4 separate regions of the Homo sapiens genome follow, and regions 1, 2 and 4 are each linked to region 3. Evidence: read pairs that join two places in POLR2A ChIA-PET (ENCODE). Cell type or tissue: CD4-positive, alpha-beta T cell. All regions are shown on one strand. Region 1 overlaps IKZF1 (IKAROS family zinc finger 1). Region 2 overlaps IKZF1 (IKAROS family zinc finger 1). Region 3 has its middle 38 kb from the start of IKZF1. Region 4 overlaps IKZF1 (IKAROS family zinc finger 1).

What was found. ChIA-PET counts read pairs that join two places held together with the same protein. Peaks named below come from ENCODE experiments on the same cell type or tissue, not always from the same donor. Only the 100,000 strongest peaks of a DNase experiment are listed, where the experiment ranks them.
Region 1: POLR2A ChIA-PET joins it to region 3 with 20 read pairs; 9 of 35 experiments call an interaction of 5 or more read pairs at or near these places.
Region 2: POLR2A ChIA-PET joins it to region 3 with 12 read pairs; 10 of 35 experiments call an interaction of 5 or more read pairs at or near these places.
Region 4: POLR2A ChIA-PET joins it to region 3 with 25 read pairs; 11 of 35 experiments call an interaction of 5 or more read pairs at or near these places.

The regions. Positions count from the first base shown.
Region 1 is chr7:50,345,058-50,350,057 of GRCh38, forward strand. All of the region lies in intron 3 of IKZF1 (IKAROS family zinc finger 1), which reads left to right. Among named protein-coding and RNA genes, the nearest start is that of IKZF1, 43 kb to the left of the region's middle. In CD4-positive, alpha-beta T cell, no CTCF peak of the experiment used is centred here; a DNase peak (open chromatin) is centred at 2,804; H3K4me3 peaks cover 1,917 bases; H3K27ac peaks cover 4,787 bases.
Region 2 is chr7:50,333,798-50,338,797 of GRCh38, forward strand. The region is part of intron 3 of IKZF1 (IKAROS family zinc finger 1); the gene reads left to right. Among named protein-coding and RNA genes, the nearest start is that of IKZF1, 32 kb to the left of the region's middle. In CD4-positive, alpha-beta T cell, no CTCF peak of the experiment used is centred here; DNase peaks (open chromatin) are centred at 2,124, 2,504, 3,291 and 3,754; H3K4me3 peaks cover 3,097 bases; H3K27ac peaks cover 5,000 bases.
Region 3 is chr7:50,264,254-50,269,253 of GRCh38, forward strand. No RefSeq gene overlaps it. Among named protein-coding and RNA genes, the nearest start is that of IKZF1, 38 kb to the right of the region's middle. RefSeq lists an enhancer at 2,814-2,913. In CD4-positive, alpha-beta T cell, no CTCF peak of the experiment used is centred here; DNase peaks (open chromatin) are centred at 858, 2,828 and 4,248; H3K4me3 peaks cover 1,578 bases; H3K27ac peaks cover 4,900 bases.
Region 4 is chr7:50,314,413-50,319,412 of GRCh38, forward strand. It overlaps IKZF1 (IKAROS family zinc finger 1), which reads left to right. Exons shown (of 8, transcript NM_006060.6): 2 at 4,636-4,689. The coding sequence starts at 4,650. Among named protein-coding and RNA genes, the nearest start is that of IKZF1, 12 kb to the left of the region's middle. RefSeq lists enhancers at 88-588, 2,042-2,381, 2,143-2,643, 3,914-3,983, 3,994-4,043 and 1 more. In CD4-positive, alpha-beta T cell, a CTCF peak has its summit at 3,119; DNase peaks (open chromatin) are centred at 1,019, 1,839, 3,109 and 3,989; H3K4me3 peaks cover 4,950 bases; H3K27ac peaks cover 5,000 bases.

The DNA of each region.
Region 1 (5,000 bases), 81 kb after region 3:
AAGCTTTGCTATATAATTAAAATATTCTTAGAAGTCTGGAGTCTGTGAAGGTCACACCCTCTGGTCTTCTCCCAGCCCATAGGGTATAAATAATCTGAATTGACGGCATCCAGGGATCTCAGAAATTATTAGTACATCCCACAGTGAATTACCACCTTACTAAAATATTCATGGGTATATACTATGGATTTGTTTTATCCTATTTAGTCTTAAAAACTATAAAGAAATCTGCAGGCTTATTAACATATTACTCAGAATCATATTGTCTCCAAAGCACAAACTGAATCAGTTACAAGATATTGGACTAGAGATCATGGCAAATCAGAGGTACATAAGACCTAGTTCCGTTGTGGAGCTAAACAAACTGCAGAGACCTAAAGGGAAGCCTTGCACCACACTCTAGGTTTGGAGCTCAGGTTTTGAGTGGTGTCAGCACTCCAGAACACATGGGATCCCCGGGAGGTGGAAATTGAGCCGTCTTTGGAGAATCAGCTAATGAGACAGATGCATGTTAAATGTCTGTTGTGGCCCAGGCACTCTGCTAGGCAGAGGGGTGAACCAGAAGAATGAGATTCATGGGGCCAAAGAATTTGCCTTCTGGTGTAAGAAAAGATGGAGGCAGCTTGGCAGAAAGAAAAAAAAGGTAAAAGATAGAAATGAAATACAGAATAATCTATCTCCTCATCCCACAAGCAATTCTGCCTGGTTTGTGGCTCACGCCTGTAATCCCAGCACTTTGGGAGGCCGAGGCAGGAGGATCACTTGAGGTCAGGAGTTCGAGACTAGCCTGGACCACAAGGTGAAACCTCATCTCTACTAAAAATGCAAAAAAATTTAGGGCCGGGTGCAGTGGCAGTTCTGCCTGGTTTGAACATCTGGTTCAGTTAAAATACTTCATGAAAATATTTAGCTTGATGCACTGAAATCCATCACTGCTTTTGTGGGATGCACTGACTGCAGTCTGACTGTTCTCCTAGTGGAAAGGGGAGCAATAGCTTCTGTCTGCATGTGCATGAAACAGATGGAAATTTAGAAGAGATTCTAGTGCAGACAACTTCATCCCACCCCCGCTGCCCACAGAGCTAGCCATGTGCACGGTGTGTTTGAACAATGTTATGTTGCTGCTGTGCACAGAGATCCCCAGTCTCATAAAACATACTGGATGGAAGGCTGTCGAGAGATCATCAGGCCCCAGTGCATAAGTTCTTCCTAAGCATCCTTAACAGGTGATCACCTCGCCTATTGAGAACCCTCAGGAGGCAGCCCACTTACGGAAGCACTGATTGTTACAAAAGCCCTGAACTAAATCTGCTTGTCTCTAAAGCCAGCCCTGCAGATGTCTGCAGTGTAACTACTTTCTCTTCTCTCAAGCAGTTCAGCCCTTCAAATCATTGACAACAGCTCTACAAAGCCCTCTAAATAGCCCGTTCTCCTGGCTAAAGTGTGTTGGTTTCCTCAGCATATGATGAAATAAACACCATGATGCCTTTGCCTTGCTTTTTCTTGCTGGTCTCACTCTTCCCTGGCATTCTTCAATGTGCCCAAGTCCTTCCTAGAACATTGCACCCAAAGGGCCTTCCTGGTCTTTCCAGGGAATGCAGAATGAAAAAGAAATCCCATCCCCTGCCTCGAAAGGAGCTCTTCTGTGTGTAAGTGTACCTTCCCCCTCAGGGCATAATGGGAAACAGTTTGCCAAAGCTAACTGTGTAATTTCACATGACTCACTGCCGTTAGTCTGAGAAAGCATGGCATATTAAACTCATTTTCCATGCTTCCCAACTTTATTTACTATTCCATTTCTGAGGGGCAGAGAGCTGAGCAGGAATAACACCTTCCTTGCTCCTCCTAATGGGGCACATGTGCACATATAAAATTGTGTTCGATCTTTGCAGCCACGACCCATGTTAACTGTCAACTGAGAACTCATGAGTCAGTTTCTCAGGAACAGCCCTGAAGACATTATCTCCTGCATCTTGTATTTGTGCCTTTGATATTTGGAGGGAAGGGTAGGATCTGGCAATTATCGTTATCTCATTTGGTTCAGTGTATTTCATTTCAGCCTGTTAAGATCTTTTGGAAATACTGTATGTGCTAGTTACAGGGACAGTGATAAATAAGACAGCATTCCTGTCCTTGAGATGCTATTTCCACAGCTCCATGAGATGCCTAGTTAAAAACAGAGCCTTTTTTGGAAACAGCCTACTAATCTGTTAAAATAATAATGGAAAAAGATAAAGTTAGCATACCTGAGCTGCAAGGGCTGCCTCCTGGTCTGATCTCTGATAAGGATCAGATCCTAGAGCCTCTGAGATCCCTGTCCTCCCTGTCTGCACAAGCACTCGCAGAAGGAGAAACAGTTTACGGTGGTTCATCATGACTTTGAACCAAGCTTAAAGTCAAAGTCATACTCTTTAAACCATTGGAAACCAAGTTTTTGCGAGTTGCCTAAAGTGGGCAAAAATCCCACAATGCACCTGAGCACAAGCAGGAAAACATGCCATTGTCTCCCCAGGAGCCCTCCTTGACTTCTACTTTACTTTATCCATTGACACTAGTCTTATAAGTAGCTTTGTCTGTCCAATTTTTAATTGAATTTCGTTTTTATTTTCGTGAGTGGAAATATCACTTTGAAAGAAATCAGTCCTCTCCTGAAATCCAGAATTCCTGGAGCTCAGTTTACATGTTTGACGCGTGTCACATGATTCCACAAGTCACTCAAGGGCAGGAGGATTACCATCGATACGGAAAGATTTCTTAGAAAGCTTAAGTGAAAGGGAAACCAGGGAGAAAGTGTGCTTCGTGAGAATAGGTATGCGGACGGCTCTTTGTGACGCTCTGTGCAACCCTCGTGTTTGCATTGAACCAAGCTGTGCTGCAGATGGACACCCATCCCATTTCCCCGACTCATACCAGGGAGGCCCACTTTGCAAGGTACACAGAGGGGACCACAGAGCAGGGGGCCATGCAGGGGACCAAGGGACATTTTAGTGTAACCAAAGTGTGAAGTATGCCCTTTATTTCAAAAGAATAAAGAAAATCACAGGTTTTCCCGCTGATATGCCAGGGACATTTCCAAGAGAATTCCTTTTTTGAGAGAAATCTCCTTTGATATCCCATCAGTCAGCCATACTGCATAATTGTTAGATAGTGAAAGAAATTCATTTTTTAAGTTTGTCAGAAAAATAAATTCTTTGAAGTCTTAAATTGTTGCCTCCGGACATGACATATCTGGCTCTTCCAGAATCCATGTTAGTCCTAGCTGAGGAAGAAGGAGAAGGAGAGGGGCGTTTGTTGATTATTGATTTTGTAAGATGCCCCACACGTTGGCTATTAGCAGAATTCTCACTTCTAAAAGGAAAATGAGTGTGAGCTATGTTCAATGAGAAACAGTTATTTTTGGGACATTCTTTGAGGTAAAACACCTCCTTAAGATGCTGCTTCCTTATTGCTATGGGACCAAGATTAGAGCAAGAACATAGTGGTTTTCAGACCCTGGACATCATCCACAGCCGCAGCAGAGGCCCTGCCCACTTGAACAATGAGACAGGCCACCATTTTGTTTCGAGAATGAGCAAAGTGAACCACCATGCCAGATATTGTTAAGTCAGCAACTCTTCTGAAGATGGACATAGTAAAAAATAAACAAACAAGGCAGCACTTGAGATGGTCATGGCAGAGCAATCTCAACAAGCGATTTGTTATTTTGCACAGTGATGTACCCACTCATTGAATAAAATGCACCAGAACCATGCACTACAGATGCTAAGGAGAGTTGTCCTTCAACAAAGGAGATAGGCCCCACTGGCCGTGGGGCAGTTTATGTTATTTGGTCCTTGTCATGGGCAGGCATGGCCCTTTCTATGCTTCACAGATGAGGAAGGTCCCTGGCACAGGTCCAGTCTCCAGCATGGCCTAGAGGTGGCAGGTGCTACTTAGCATCGCCAGCCTCCTGCTTGGTCATGGGGTCAGCCAGTTTATAACACGAACGGAGGTTAATGAACTGATCTTCCCATCGCACAACTGGTATGAACCCACATCTTCTGATTATAAATCTTTTGCTCTTTAACTCTTAGTCATTACCACTGTCTAGTGTAGGCCTGTGTGTTCATGGCCTTTGTTGCCACCAAAAGATCAACTATTAGCTGAATAACATACTGAGACATGTTGGTGTTGTGTTCTAAATAGCACTAGTAAACTGTTAGGGAAATCTGACTATATAGCTACTATCCAGTCTAGTTTTTCTTGCGAAGTGTTTGTTGAGTGTGTAATGAGGAGTAAGGAAGGTGAATAAGAAATGGCCTGAGTCTTTATAAAATAAGCAAGGAGAGAAAACAGTTTTGATGAGAAGCGCATGGAATTTTTAGAAGATAGGACGTGTATTATGTACCTATAAGAATGGGTAGGATTTTAGAAGAGATGGATGGGGAAAAGGAACAGGGAGTGGGAACAAAACGTGGACCAAGGAAGAGCAGGTTTAGCCATGGAAGCCTCACCGCCGGCTTTGGTTTATCGTGGGCCAAGGGGACAGACCCTGTGGGGAGGGCTGGCAGCAGGGAGGTCTTCCAGAAGTCTATCCTGCAGGCAGTAACAGCCACCCAGTCTATAAGCTGAGTGGGCATGGGGGTGATGGGGAATGGGTGGGGAGTTATTGGGGTAACTTACCCCAAAATGATAGCTAGCTGGAACCATTTATTCTATTGCATTTTATCAATAAATCTTATAGGAAGTACCATCCTAGTGAAAACCCTGTCACATTGAGGGCATTCATGCTTATGTTTTAAAACATGTTATTGGGTCTATGAAAAATAAGGCTGAAACCTATGAGCACCCTCCATGCAAAGTTTCAGTCAAGACTTTGGAAACAAGACAGTGTCTTACTCACTTTATAAATTCATTCAGAAAGCCGTAGGTTTGAAAATTCCAAACTTAGATGTAAGAAGCTCTGAGAAACACATGAAATCACCCCCACATCAGTAGAGATGTCTCAGCAGACATGGGAA
Region 2 (5,000 bases), 70 kb after region 3:
GTCCATGGAGCAAATTTTGAAAATTCTATGTTATTCATCTTGCAATTTACTACCACTATCTTGGAATGCCTCGTGAAGACAGCAGGTATTGTCAGCATGAACATATCCAAACCCAGATGATCCCGGTTGGAAAGCCTCCCCTTTTTCAAATTTCCCAAACATGAAATATAGTATTACAAAATGATCTGCCCACCTCTAAGCTTTTCCATGTTTGATAAGAGAGGCCATCATGTAACAGGTTCATTGCTTCGCATTTCAAAGTAAATTTTAATTTACAGTCTTCCAGATTCGTTTTGGGTAGGATTTTTATGTCTGCTAATTTGTCAAATAGTTCAAAATGTTTAGGGATCATGATGTCTTCCACAGAACTTCATGACAGTTTTGATTTTAGATTAAAGTAAGTGACTTTTGTGCTATATCAGATAACATCTTGTACTAGGTTTTGGAATAGACCGGTGAGATCAGGCAGCAGAAGTTTAATAACTTTCCTTGGAAAACTGAAATTGATGTGTGTGTGTTTGTGTATATGTGCATGTGGTACATGTGTTGTGTGTGTGCAGGTGTCTGTATATATGTGGGGGGTATATGTGGTGTGTGATGTATGTATATGTATGTGTGTGGCATGTGTGTGTTTGTATCTATGTACATGTGGTATGTTTATGCATGTAGTTGTATGTTGTGTGTGTCATATGTTTGTGTGTGCATGTATGTGTGTGGTGTGTGTGTGTATGTGTAGTGTATATGTGTATGCTGTGTATATGTATATGGGGTGTGTATGTGTGTGGTGTGTGTATATGAATGGGATGTGTAGTGTATGTGTGTGCTGTGTATATGTGTATGGGATGTGTGGTGTGCATATGTAGTGTGTATATGTGTGTGAGATGTGTAGTGTGTGTGTGGTCTGTATATGTGTATGGGATGTGTGGTGTGCAGTGTGTATATGTGCATGGGATATGCGGTGTGTATGTATGGTGTGTTCATGTGATGTGTATATGTGTGTGGGATGCATGATGTGTGGTGGATATGTGTGTTTGGGATATGTGGTGTGTATGTGTGGGGTATGTGTGTGTATGGGATGTGTAATGTGTGGTGTGTGTGTGTGTATGGGATGTGTGGTGTATGGTGTATATATGTGTATAGGATATATGGTGTGTATGTGTGGTGTGTGTGCAAGTAATATGTATATGTGTGCAGGATATGTGGAGTGTGGTGTATATGTGTGTATTGGATGTGTGGTGTGTATGTGTAGTGTGTGTGGTGTGCATGTGTGCATGGGATGTGTGGTGTGTATGGGATATATGGTGTGTGGTGTGTATATGTTTATGGGATGTGTGGTATGTATGTGTGATGTGTATGTGTATGGGATATATGATGTGTATGGGATGTGTGGTGTGTGGTGTGGATATGTATATGGGATGTATGGTGTGTATGTGTGTGAGATGTGTGGTGTGTATATGTGTTGTGTGTGAGATGTGTGGTGTGTATATGTGTTGTGTATGTGTATGGGATGTGTGGTATGTGGTGTGTATGTGTGTATGGGAGGTGTGTTGTGTATGTGTGTGTGGGATGTGTGGTGTGTGGTGTGTATGTGTGTATGGGATGTGTGGTGTGTATGTGTGGTGTGTATGTGTGTATGGGATGTGTGGTGTGTGTGTGGTGTGTATGTGTGTATGGGATGTGTAGTGTGTATGTGTGGTGTGTATGTGTGTATGGGATGTGTGGTGTGTGGTGCATAGTGTGTATGTGTGTATGGGATGTGTGGTGTGTGGTGTGTATGTGTGTTGTATGTGTATGGGATGTGTAGTGTGTATGTGTGTTATATGTGTATGGGATGTGTGGTGTGTATGGGATGTATGGTGTGTATGTGTGTATGGGAAGCGTGGTATGTGGTGTGTATATGTTTATGGGATGTGTGCTGTGTATATGTTTATGGGATGTGTGGTGTGTATGTGTGTATGGGATGTGTGGTGTGTCTGTGGTGTATGTGTGCACATGCATGTGGCAGCTGAGCCACTGGGGTGTTTGCTGTGCCTGGGAGCAGGCCATGTGGGTAGGTAGGCCTGGCTCTATTGATTCCTAGCTGTTGGCCCTGGCAGGTGGCTCTGCTGTTCCTTCATTGTGAGGTGAGGGCGCCCCCTCACCCGATCCTGGCTGTCATGTCTGTGAAGCCTGACCCAGCAGGGCACAGCATAGAGGGCTGTCCAGAGCAGCTGCACTGATATCATCATCATCTGCATTTTGGCCTGCTCCATGTCTGACATTCCTGTTAAGCAGGTGGCTTTAGGGAGAAGCATTGACACACTGACCCCTACAAAAAGCTTACAGTTCCTCAGTGATAAAACACAGGGTGCAGCCCGTGGCCAGGCTGGGTCCCCGGAGAAGACTCAGTTGGCAAACGCCATGTGGTTGCCACAGCTGGAAGCACTGGGGGAGGAGGAGCCCTGCCTGGCCCCGGCGGGGGCAGGGGGAGGGTGCAGGGGGAGGGTGCAGAGGGAGGGGATGAGTCATTTTGCCACAGGCACGCATGTGCTGGTGAAGGGGCGTGCGTGGGGACCATGGGTCACATCTCGGCTGTCCCCTTCTTTAGGAAGGGGTGGAGGTGGCAGGAGTGGGGCGGGTTGCAGGCTCAGAGGCACAGGAGGCCCGCACTCGCTCTGAGGCTGAGGAATAAAGGGTGTGGTGCTGGAAAGGGAACCCTCAAACCTGCTGACCTGGGAATAGCCCTTCAGGGGGCCTGTCAGATAGCTCGCCCTTGGGACAGGCGGTGGCGAGAGGCCAGGAGGCCTTTGGTGCAGGAGGGGAAGAAAGGCAGGGAGGGGCGTCTCAGAGGGCAGAGAAGGGCATCTCAGCAGCCCCGTGGTGTTTGCCCCTTTGAGGCGGTTCCATCCGTTGGCTGCATTGTCCACTTCGGTGACTGGGGCCACAGTGATTCTGCTGAATGCAATGGGAACTGTACCCAGAGTAGGGGTTCGCATGAGACCAAGGGATGGTGTCTAGCCACGGAACAGTCTGGAAGGTAGGGATGTAAGTCATAGGGCAAGTTCCATCTGTGGGACACTATCAGCTCAGGAGGGACAGCCAACAAAACAGCAGGACCACAGGGGCCCTGGGGAGTAAATGCCTTTAATTGTCTAAGAGAGGAGCAAAGAAGGAGACAGAGTGAGTTGTGTGATTCGGGTAAAATTTCTAGAAAGAAACATGGCGAGAGGAGTTGCTGGGGACAGGATAATGCCCTAGAAAGAGGTGTCTGGGGGTTGGCGGTGGGTTTCCCACAAGCGGCTCGGTAGGATTGGGGCAAAACCAACCATGTGAGAGGGACCGGGAGCGGCACAGGAGAGGAGGCAGCAGCTGTGGGCTGTCAGGCATCAGGAACCAAGGGAAGAAAGAAGACAAGGAGCTGGTTGGGGTCGGGGGTCACAGGACTAGGGGATGGTATTTACAGGGTAGTCTTTTTAGGAGAATGTTTAAATGTGATTGAAGTCCAGTAAGTGGGAGCTAGCAGAATAGAAAGGATTAAAATCTAACTAGCAGCCCCAGGGTAGGCCGGCGTGAGTCACCTATGAGCTGGGCCTGGGCCTGGACTATCCCCTAGGTTTCCTCTTGGCGCTCTTCTCCCTTCCCTCAGGGCTCTGTGCAGTGGTCTCCACACAGAGAGGTCTTCCTGGACACATGCCCTAAGATAGCGTTCTCAGCACTGTTGCTCCTTGCCCTGCCTTATAGCAGCAACGTCACCACTCGTAGATGAAGGACTCAGCTCTGATTTGCTCCCTGCGTGATCCCCAGTACCTGGGCATCCCCCAGCCTAGAGTAGGTGCTGTCTGATACATTGGTATTGAATGAATGAATGGGAATGTGGCACTGCTTTCTCAAAGATGAGGGCAAATGGAGCATGTAGGACAGTAGAGAGAACTTTCAAAGTGAGAGGAGAGAATTTGAGGCTGCATCTGATGTTCATCATCTTATTTTAGGTCACTGTTTCTCAGTGGGCACGATGATATTTGATGTAGGGGGCACTTCTTTGGGTGAGACTGTCCCTCCCATTGCAGGATATTTAGCCACCCACATCACAAGTGGTACCATGGTGATTGTGATACCCAAAATGTCTCCACATTTCTCAGGTGAGGACCCTGCTGGAAAAGCCACCAGTTAGCCCGGACACATTCGTCCTCACTTCCTTCAGTACTTCCCACTCGTAAGAGCTTTGAAAATTCAGAAGGGCAATCTTTGGCAGATTTGTTAAGGTTTTTTAATATAGCCAGTAATGTTCCAGAATCTGACATGTGAATTTTAAAAAAAAACTATAGAGAAATTGGACCAGAAAGGTTGAAAAATGCCAAACCTTGCATTTTCAACCATGCTTGCAGTGATGACTATGTGTCTTCAAAGGTGCAGATTAACTATGGAAAGTTGCTTATTTTTATAAACAAAAACCAATGTTAATCTTCATTTTATTTTGATGCCTTACACTCAAGATCACATTGAACCTAATTCGTTCAATAAATAGAACCAACTTCTAGAAAATAAAGAGATCCTTAGATTAAAAGTGCTGTCAGAGTAGATAGATAACATTTTCTGTTGCCGGGTTTTTGGTCCCAGTTTTATTTTCTGCCTTGTTCCATCTGTGTTGAAAGAATAGTTAGCTCTGTGTATAAAACAACCAACTGACATTTCGTTAACTTTCCTTCTACATGGGGTTTCAGAAAGAAATGGGGAAAAAAAGGCTGGGGGGTTGAGCTGTGGTTGCCAGTTGCCACCTGTCCCCCTATCTGGTTAGGGCATTTTCTGATTTGGGAAGTGTAAATATAACCCAGAAAAAACAGCTTCCCCTCCTTTTATGCAAAAGTAGAAAGGCTTAAACAGAGTACAGCCTTAACATTGCCCCGGAAAGTTTCCACAGAACCCGTTAGACTAAATGAAAGCTCTTGCTCTGGGGGAGTGGGCCATGCCAGGAAGCTGCCCTACCAAGCCCTCTCTTGCTGGCAAGGCAGGGCTGGGCCTGG
Region 3 (5,000 bases):
TGGAGTTAGTTTCCAGGGAGGCAATGCTAGAAACATAGATAGAAGCCAGATGAAAGCAATAGTCAAAAGCATGCTCTGCAGCTTGGACTTTGTTCTGTGCTTTGAATGGAAAACTTTTCAAAGATGTTAAAAGGTAATAAGTATTCCAGGAAAATTAGTCAAGCTCTTATATAAGGTAAAGTAAAATGGGAGGACTCAGAGGCAGAGAATGAGAGCTATTGCAAGCGCCCAGCGGAATGATGCTGACAGACTTGGGTAAAGTGAGTTATTCATTCATTCATTCAGTCCCTTAAGTATTCTCAAGTATCTCAAGAAATACAGCAAAAGAACAGGGCAGGTGCAATGCTTTTTCTAATGGCACCTACTTTCTAGTGGGGAAGAGAGACAGTTAAGAGGAAAAAAAATGAATATTGTTAGAGAGGAACAGCATCATGAAGAATCATCAGGATAGTGGGGTGAAGAGTCAGATAGAGGGGCTGGTGATGTGCGAGGTTGAGTGGACAGGGAAGGCCTCAGGAGGGCAGAACAAGCCCCAGGACCAGAAAGACCAGGCAGCAGAGTGGGGAGGGAGCCTGGCTCAGGGAAAGTCTGCAGAGAGGACAGAGGTCTGACGATGCAGGGTTCATATTGAATGAGGGAAGAAAAACATGAATGAAAGACACACTAGGAAGATAGGTTCTGTTGTAGGTTCTGTGTGTCTTTGAACATGGGGGTAAGGAAGAACTTCAGGGTGATTTCAGACTTGTGATTCTCTAGGACTAAGAGGTGACAAGGAGAGGTGAGGGTTTGGCTTGGGGGGAAGGGGAAGTTTTCGGTTTTATGAAAAAGAGCAGTAGGAGATAGAGGTAGCCCATGACTCATTTGTGGCTTGAAACCTCTTTCTTATAAGAGCAAAACTATTTTCTTTCATACCATTGTGGAATTTCCGAAGCTGGAATTGCTGACTACATCACAGAACTCATTTGCTCAGCTGAGAATGTTGTGTGCCTTGGGAAAGGTGGTCACACCTACCTCTACCTACAACGTGTGAATGTGGAGTGTGCAAAAATGCCAAAGGGGCAGGACTCCAGGCATTTTTCTATCAAAACACATTTCACTAGTTTTAAATTTGGTTATGAATAGCTCTCCCAATTTTGAAATTGTTTTAAAGTTGGCTCAGAGTTAAAAAAAAAAAAACCAGCCACATTAAGAATGAAATCAGGGAGCATGAAATATAAAGGAGTGAAGATGGTGGAGGGTATAAAGAAAAACCTCTGTTGAGAGTTGAGGGATGGAAGATAACATACACAGAAGCTTAGAAACTGATTGAGGCCTTGACTCTGAGCTTCCTTGGCTTGTCTAAGTCAGGACAAAATAGGAAAACTCCAGTTTGCACAATTCACAGTCTGGTCACAGTGGATCTTGCTGCTTTTCAGGAAAAATCACATTCCTTGGCCCCGTGCTTTAGAAAGGTATATATGCATAGGATGCAAAATTATCAATAACATCCCTGGTTTTTTTAAAAAAATGGCCACAATAACAATTATTCCATGTGGCTGTTTCTTTCAACAATCCTTAGTGGAAAATCTAAGTCTGAAAAGCTTTGTGGCGTCGTCTTGAGAGGCAGAGAATTGGGTCCAGGTATGTACATTTCTGGAGGTCTGGCTTAGTCCTGGGATAAAGATTGGATAATCTTGATGAAAAGGCCATCACTACAGCCTAGGGTGTCCTGGGTAAGTGGCATCTCTGAAGGTGGTGGGTCTCGCCTAGCAGACAGGCACTGTACCTGCAGCCTGAGGGAGAGGCTCTTGCTCTGTTCAGAGAGGGTGTTATGTTAAGAGGGTCACAGAGCTGGGCTTGTGCTGGAGCACAGGGCAGGAGGGGTAGGGGGCAGGGCTGTACTGCCTTTACTGGTCTTCACCTCCTCCCTTCTGGTGGGCTCCACCAACTCTTCTTCCTGCCCCAAGTGTGTGGTCTGCATCACCCAACACTTGTGACTTTCCTGTCATTCTTTGCCCCTGTGCAATGCTACTTTGCTCTTGAGAGTCTCGGCTTTTTGCCGGGAAAGATCATCACAGCTCATCTTCCTGGAGAAACCAGAGACTATTGCCTCCCACCCTGACTTCCCAGTATGTCAGCTTGGATAAGTGCTTCAGAGGGGGTGAATGACACTTTACACTTTGAAATCAGGAGTGTCTGTTCTCAGGCTGACCCAGAGCCGCAAGGCCACCTGTGGCACCCCTTCTCCATGCCCAGGTGACTCTTCTGAGCTGTCTCTACCCCAGGCACTTCTGCAGTCCTGCCCCTCCACCTTCATTGCCTTGGCTTGTCCTAATTAAAATTTGTAATTTAAAAAAAAAAGAAAAATCAAAAGCTGGTAATCGCGAGCCTTCCTTGTAAAAAACACAGCTTATTTCTATCATTAGCAACCTGTGCTGCAACAGAGCCCCTGACACGTGCATTTCAGGAGCAATTAGGAATCGCTGGCTGCATTTACATAACATTAAAATCACTGTCTACATATGCAAAATAAAATGAATCTCTTCCCATTGCTCCCACAGGCACTGGCCTGAGATAGATTTCTATCTGTTTTTGCATTTTAGCCACATGGATTTATTTGATCTGCCCATTATTTGCTTTCCTGGTAACGGGAGGTTTCCCTCCACTCTAACTGCCTGGCCAGGAGCAGCAGGCTGGGCACACCCGCGCCAAACCACTCGGGAAGAGGGGGTGAGGCGGGGCCGCGGCCTATCTCATCTCCCCTCCCCAGCATGCCTTGCAGCTGCAGGAAGCCACCCACCCATATTTCAGAAACCACAGGCTCCTGTGGGTTCCGAGAGCCTCTGTCCTGGGTGTGCTTTGAAACATGCACACAGTTTAATGTCTTGTTAGTCACCTTCTTTTACATTGCTCAACTGGAACTGGGAAGGAGCACCAATTACTGTGAACCATGCATGGTTTGATCTTCAGTCTTCCCCTTCCCTCAAGAGCAGCCATTCTGGTAGCAATGCCCCACTGCTGCATGATAGAGTTCTAGCTCAGCTGGTGTGTAGAAAGGAGGAGGCTGTTTCTTGTTATGAACACCTTCCCACCACACAACAACGAGCTCTAAGCAAAACCAAGATGTTTTTAGCTGCCACCTGTCATATCAGAACCCAGGATGCTTCACTATGGAATGAGGAAGAAAAGCCCACCTAGTTGGAACCACGATTGAGAGTTGCTTCTCCCCTACTCCTGTGCCCCTGCAGTCTCTCTTTCCATCCAGAGCCCCTCTTCCCTCTCTCACCTGCCTACTCCCTTATTTTAGACTCAGCCCAGGGCCTGAAATGCACACTTTCCCCTCGAGCTTCTTCAGGACTTTCCTCTGGCTCCCGAGGCCCCTGCATTTCACTGCTGTAGCTTGTGGTCTGAGCCCCTGGGGGACAGAGCAATGTCTATCCCCCATCCCTGGAGCTCAGCAAAGAGTCTGGCTGCAGGAGGCACTCAGAAGATGCTCCTCAGCTTGAAGTCAAGAAGACTCTGGTTTGCCTAGCTGAGGCCTACCTGGTTGCAGAACAGTTAAAGAAGGAATATGCTAGATCAGAGGTAGCCAGCCAAGGCCAGCAGTAGACTCTGCAGCTGACACCTTTAGGCCTGCCTGAGGCTGCAGTGAGCACCTCAGCTGACCACATTCAGCCTTCCTGACTGCAAGACTGGAGAGGCCAGCATGCCTTTGCAGCTGCAACTCCAGAGCCAATCAATCAATTGCCCAGGGTAGGAACCCCTCCCAAGGCAGTGCCCTCCAGTTTATGAGGCCTCTGCACTCTGTGACTTCTCCATCCTCACAATGCCCTGTTACATGGGCAGTGATTAGCCACAATGCACAGATGAGGAAACTGAGGTTCAGAGAGGTTACACCACTTTTTCAAGATCACATAACTCATAAAGACCAAACATATGAACCTACAAATGTTGATAAATCCAAGTCACTGTGTTTTTGGTTGTTTTCTTTTCCCTAGCCACCCACTAAGCCTGGTGACAGGAGCAGCTTCATGGGCCTGCGAGCAGTGCAGTCTCTCAGGGTTTTACAGTTAATGCTCTGTGGTTGCAGTCTTGAAACTGTGAATAAATTTACCTTGAATTTGTGTTTTGTCCGTAAAGTCTGACGAAGCAATGGAGCATGCATTGGGGACTCGGAGACTCTGCTCATGTGGGGCTCCCTTCCAGGTGCCTCCCCCTCCCAGGGATGGGTTCTCAGCTACCTGCCCAAGCAACCCCCAGCAACCACTGCCATCTGCTGGGAGGGGACCTGAGCCTGTGCATGGGAATGGTTGGGCCTACACAGTTGTGAACAGGGCCCTGGGTACCTGTGAGTGTCTGCAATCTCCCCATGAGTATTCCTGTGTCCAAGGGATGTGACATTAAATAGCAAGTAAAAAACACCATGACAAGAGAGAGACCCAGAAAGAAGGAAGAAATGTTTTTCCTGCCATTTGAGCAAGGGACCCCCTAATTTCAGTTTGCACTGGGCCCTACAAATTATGTAGCAGCCCTGTCTGGCAGAGGTGTGCCAGGTAACCCTATGTGTCCACTACCTTGCAAGATGGATGGTGGGCAATTGGCCCTTCCAGTGCCCCATAGGGCCTAGTATCTTAGATTGTAGTTATTCTTAAGGAATAGGATGAAAGGAGGAACAGCAGCAAAATGCCACCTTCATGACGTGCTCCAGAGACTGACCTCCTTCCACCTCTCTCTCAAAATTCATGCTCTGCTAAGCCAAGGGCCTCATTGGCCAACAAGTTGAGTTCAGGCCACCTCCTGCTCAAAGGAGAGGATAAAAAGTATTGTTGAATATCTAAGAGCTATATTTTTAACACTTGTGTCTAAAACAAGGTCGCAATTTTGCATCTGCAATAATTTATGCCTGGAAATAAGGAAGTGAAATTCCCACCTACTGGAAAGACAGTTAGGAGGGCTGTTCCATGGGGCAAGTGTGGTTTAGAGCTGTGCAAACACACATAGCAGGTGCAGGGAGACTCAGG
Region 4 (5,000 bases), 50 kb after region 3:
ACAATTGTTCTTAAAGCTTGTAGAATTACTGTGTGCTACCAACAGACAGGCTAATTTTGAGTGACCCTCAGTACTTTGTACAGTTAATTTGGCACGCTGTGTACTTAGTGGCTTTTTAACAGCTATAAATTTGGGCTGCTAGAAAAGTAGTAAAGTTGTGATTCTTGACAGGCATCTATCTGCATTTTCATTTTTACTTCATTTGTCTAGACTCAGCTTGTCAGAATTATGGAAGAGACTCCTTGTGTCAGGGCAAGCACTGTGAAGAGAGGTATTCACTGTCAGAAAAGAGAGGGGAGCTGGAGGCAGCTCAGAGGCCTGAGACCCGCCTCCACAGGAGCCCCAGCAGGTTCGGTGGAGCTCTGGCCACACTCTCCTTTGGGATGCTGAAGTCAGAATGAGTTCACTTCCCAGCCAGTCTTGCCAAGGCTCCTCACCTGGAAGCAGCAACTGCCCAGGGCTGTTGGATGTTTCTCCCCAGGGGACAGCCAGGTCCCAGTCCCGCCTCGGTGTGGAAGGAGGAAAGGCAGGGTCCAGGAAGCTGTTTCAGGACAGGCCCAAGGTCCCCCAGGGATGCCTTTCAGGGTCAGCGGAGGCTGTAAATCAGCAGGGCCCACACGGCCTGGAAGAGGCCCCTGTGCTGTCGGCTTGCCCGGCTTGCCCGGCTCCTAGTCCGGCTTCTGCTCCTCCTTTGTAAAGTTATGGATATGCTAATAGTTTCCAACTGAGACTAGGAAAGTAAGTCCTACTTGACACTGTTTGGTCAGAAAGAGGGAGAGAAAGGAGAAGGACAGAGAGAGACTGAGAGAGAGACAGTCTCAGACAAAGGGAGACGGAGGGAGGGAGGGAGAGACAGAGAAAGAGATGGGAGGTAGGTGTGGGAGGAGGGAGAGATGCAGAAGGCAGAGGAAAGACAGACAGAGATTTAGACCTCCCAAGTCAGTGAGCAGTCCAGAGTTGGAGTGGAGGGTGCCTGGTGGCTTGTGACTGCAGACTCCACTCCCCGCTCCTAGAGGCACAGCCATGGACAGCTTCTGTCACGTTGGCCCTGCACTTATCTCTGCATCTATTTCCCCTTGTGCAAGATTCAGAACTGCATGCTCCAAAAAAACAATAAAAGCATTCATGTTCATAAGAATTGCACAGGTAAAAGGTAGTTTGCTGATATTGTTGTATTTTTTACTATCGCTTCTTTTAGGTCTTGCCTGAAATTGTTTGGGTTTCCCAGGCAAAGTAGAAAACTGCGGTACGTTTCTGTGAAATAATTATTCCTTCTGGCATCTCCCTTTACAGACCTACTGATCTTGATTTTTCATTTAGGTGAAAGTTTGTGAAAACATGCCATTAGCTTGCTTTGTGATTAACTCCTTTTACTGAATGTGAGCTCCTTTTAAATTGAGGCCATATCAAGCTTAAATTCCATATTTTACCCGGCACTCTGCATTTCTTCCATGTGGGAGAGGAGGGGCTCAGTAAGTGCTTTGTAAAATACACAGCCGAAGTGATGCACGTGCTAACAAAGGAGTGTGACAGGACTTAAGTGCCCTTCTAGACACTTCAGGCTCCCCTTTGTAAGCTGTCTTGGAAGAGGCCACATTTCCTTTCCCTCAAACAGTTTCTCATTGTTTGATTATTCTTTTAGCCTTTCTCTGGAAGCAAAGCCACTTTTACGAGAAAGTCACTGCTTTTTCATCTCAAGAGATGCAAGTTTGGAGTTTGGGGAAGTTTTCAGGTGCCCGTCAAGTCATCCTTTATGATGTCAGACGAGTCAGGCCACAGAATTCACAGGGCTCAGTGCAGACCGAAAACTTGAGGCCTCTTGTTCAGAAATTATTAAAAATTTTGGTGAACATCACCCCAAGCAAAGAGATCCCCTAAGCACCAGCCCCCAAGCAACTGCACTCATAAGCCCATGAAGCCCCCTGCTGTCAGAAACAATGTGGTTGAAATTGTGTATGCACTTGGAAGTGAGATGGATTGCAAAACACAGGTCTCCATGCTGGGGCAGGAGTGGTGATAGGGCATGGAGTGGAAATGTCCAGCAGGCCCACGTGCGAAAATGCAGAGCTCTCTGGCTCTTGCAGACTTGGCTGCTGACAATAGACGCGCTCCAGGAAGGTGCTCGCTGTGGTGTGATCTGCTGCCCACCCCTAGCTCCCTCCAGGAGACTGGTGCGGGGACTGTTTGCAAATGACTGCAAAAGTAAGAAGGTTCCCACAGAGCAGAGCTTGATTTGGGGACCAGCCGAGGGCAGTTTGTCAGGATTCCGGCTTGAAACTGTTCTCACATCTCACCGCCTGAAAGGACGAGTGTGTCCAGAGGACTTAGCATTGATCACCTCTGTCTCCATGCAGCAAACTCAGAGGCTCAGCCCGCATTCCACTGGAAGGGCGTTTGCCAGTGGTGTTGGTTGGAAGAGCCTTGACTTTGCCTTAGGAAACATCTTTTTTTAAGAATTGAAAATAACTTGAGTATGCAACAGTAGGGCATTTGTTATATAAATTAGTTGACTAGTGTGTAGCCAGTAAAATGATGATGGTGGTGTGTATTTGTTAAATAAAAAGATATGTGTGGTATTAAATTAAAAAATATTTTAAAACAACATATTTGTAATCTGTTTAGTGTCCTCTTTTTGTAAAAAGTACAGAAATAAATATACAGAAAAAATAGTAGTCCTAAGTGGTAGAAATTATGAGCATTTTCTTGCCTTTAAAAAAAGTTGTAAAAGATTGTATCATTTATGTAGCAAAAAGTTTTAAGTCAGCATTCTAAAAATTTCGTGTTGTTATAGTTGCTGTGACAAGATTTAACTTCTGTATGCTTCACCAATCAATACAGAGGTATTTAAGACCCGGTGTGTGATAGGCCGCGCTAAAATACTATACACATCTTCAGAAAACTAGAGAACTAACTTCTAACTTCCTATATTAGTGTGGCACGGCTGTTACAAAGATTTTTCTCATTTGAGTCTATCTTGCTTCTTTATCATTGTTTTGACAGTTTCAGAAGAATCGTGGCTTTTCCCCTTTTTTACAGTAAAGGTACCTGAGACTCTTGACGTATTGCTTTTTGGAAATGCTTGTGCTGGTCACATGCTTGCATCTGGGCTAGTGTGTCTGGCTTCCGTGTGCTGGTGGATGCTTACTCTGTTTTCTGAAATACTTTTTCTGTACAGTGGCCACTAGCTGTACTCCTAAGCCACACACCTACCTTGAAAATTCATGTCACTTTTAGAAATAGATAAAAGCCCCTCCCATCCAGAAAAAGTGACTATCATGTATATCCTCATCATGACTAATACTGATATTCCTGAAATTGAAAATACATATTCCATATGTACCATAAAAGGTATTAAAGATATATGGAGTGATAGATATATTATATATAACACTTCTACCCTCACAGTTTTCAGCCTAATTGAGAGGGTAAGATCCCTGAATCATCCATCAGTTTTTCAGGTCTCTGCTGAAAGCAGGCCACAGCTCAGATCCACACATCTGAACCAGAGACAGAGGTGGCCAAAAATAAAAAGGGGGACAGGGGGACAACCTGGTTTAGAGTCAACAAATAGACTGCATTTTCTGGTTAGTGAAGGAGCTCTCCTGAAAGTCATATACCAGAGCATAAATGAGCAGATTTCCTTGAGGTCACCTTCTGCTGGCCATAGCTTTCTTATCTGTGGAGCTGCCAGCTGTCATCCACTTTGGGGCACCTGAGACTGCCGAGCGGCAGGCCAGGACCCAAGTGCGAAAACACAGAACACCTTTTTGTTTCTACTCCACTGATGCTGGGGTTCTCTCCCTGGTGTTTGTGGCTCGTAGTACACTCTGTGGAACATTCACTATGGTCATCGAAGGGCAGCATCTTCCCAGTTGTTTCTTTCTTTTCTTTTTTTTTTTTAATTTAAACCGATCTGAGAAGCCAGCCATCTGTCAGCAAAACAGGAAGGCTCGGGCTGTCTCCTGGGCTCGTTTTGCTGCCGTAGTGAGCGTCACTTCTCCCCGTGTAAGAGTGCTGGTGAAGGCTGAGGCAAGGGCCCAGAAAGATTGAGGGACAAAGACAGGAGCGCCCGCATTGCCCATCTGCCAGGCTGGAGGTGTATTCATTATTGATGGAGGTAGTGCAGTTGCTGCTCAGATATGCAGCCCTGCCTGGGTAAATGAGACATTCTTCAGCAAATTGCTTCGTTTTTTGATTGCTGATTGTACGCGTGTCACCAAGCTGACTCAAGGTTCATCGATGCATGCTCAGTAAATTAGAAAGAACATAACTATGGATCAGCCAAGAGAATGAATTCTGTGCCTACAATGACCCAGGGCCATTTAATTTTCTGCTTAATTTTGTTGCAGTCAGTTTGCATTTTGGGTTATTATGCAGTAGGAAATTAACAATAAATAACAAATTTGGTCCTCCTGTGCTTGTAATGATATTTTTATAAATCTTTGTAATGCTGTTTTTAAAAGGATCAAGGTCTGTGCCAGTCTGATACTCCAGCAAGTATGTGAGGAGGAAAATGCATTATTCTTGCTAGATAACCTTGTTGTTAAATAGCATAGGGGTTCTTTATCTCTCTCTCTTTCTCATATCTTATTAGTATTTTTGCTTTAAACTAAAATCCCTTCCTCTCTTTCTCAGATAACCTGAGGACCATGGATGCTGATGAGGGTCAAGACATGTCCCAAGTTTCAGGTGAGACCTTATGAGATAGCTGTGTGGGAAGTTCATGAGAAAAGCTTCCCTGGGGCCGGAAGTCACAGTGCTTGGTATGCTCATGGGGGAGGAATAGGGGCTATTCTGCAAAAGAAAAGACCATGATGGAATTTGCCTGAGTGTTTCCTTCACCTGTTACAAATTATCTCACTTTGAGCTGAACAGAAAGCCTCCAAGATGAAATTAGTTTTACTGTTAAACTTCAGGAAAAAAAAACGGGAAGAGTTAAATACATTTTTGTACTGTTGGAAGGAAAAATGGCTGATTGGTTTAAAACCCAAACACATGCC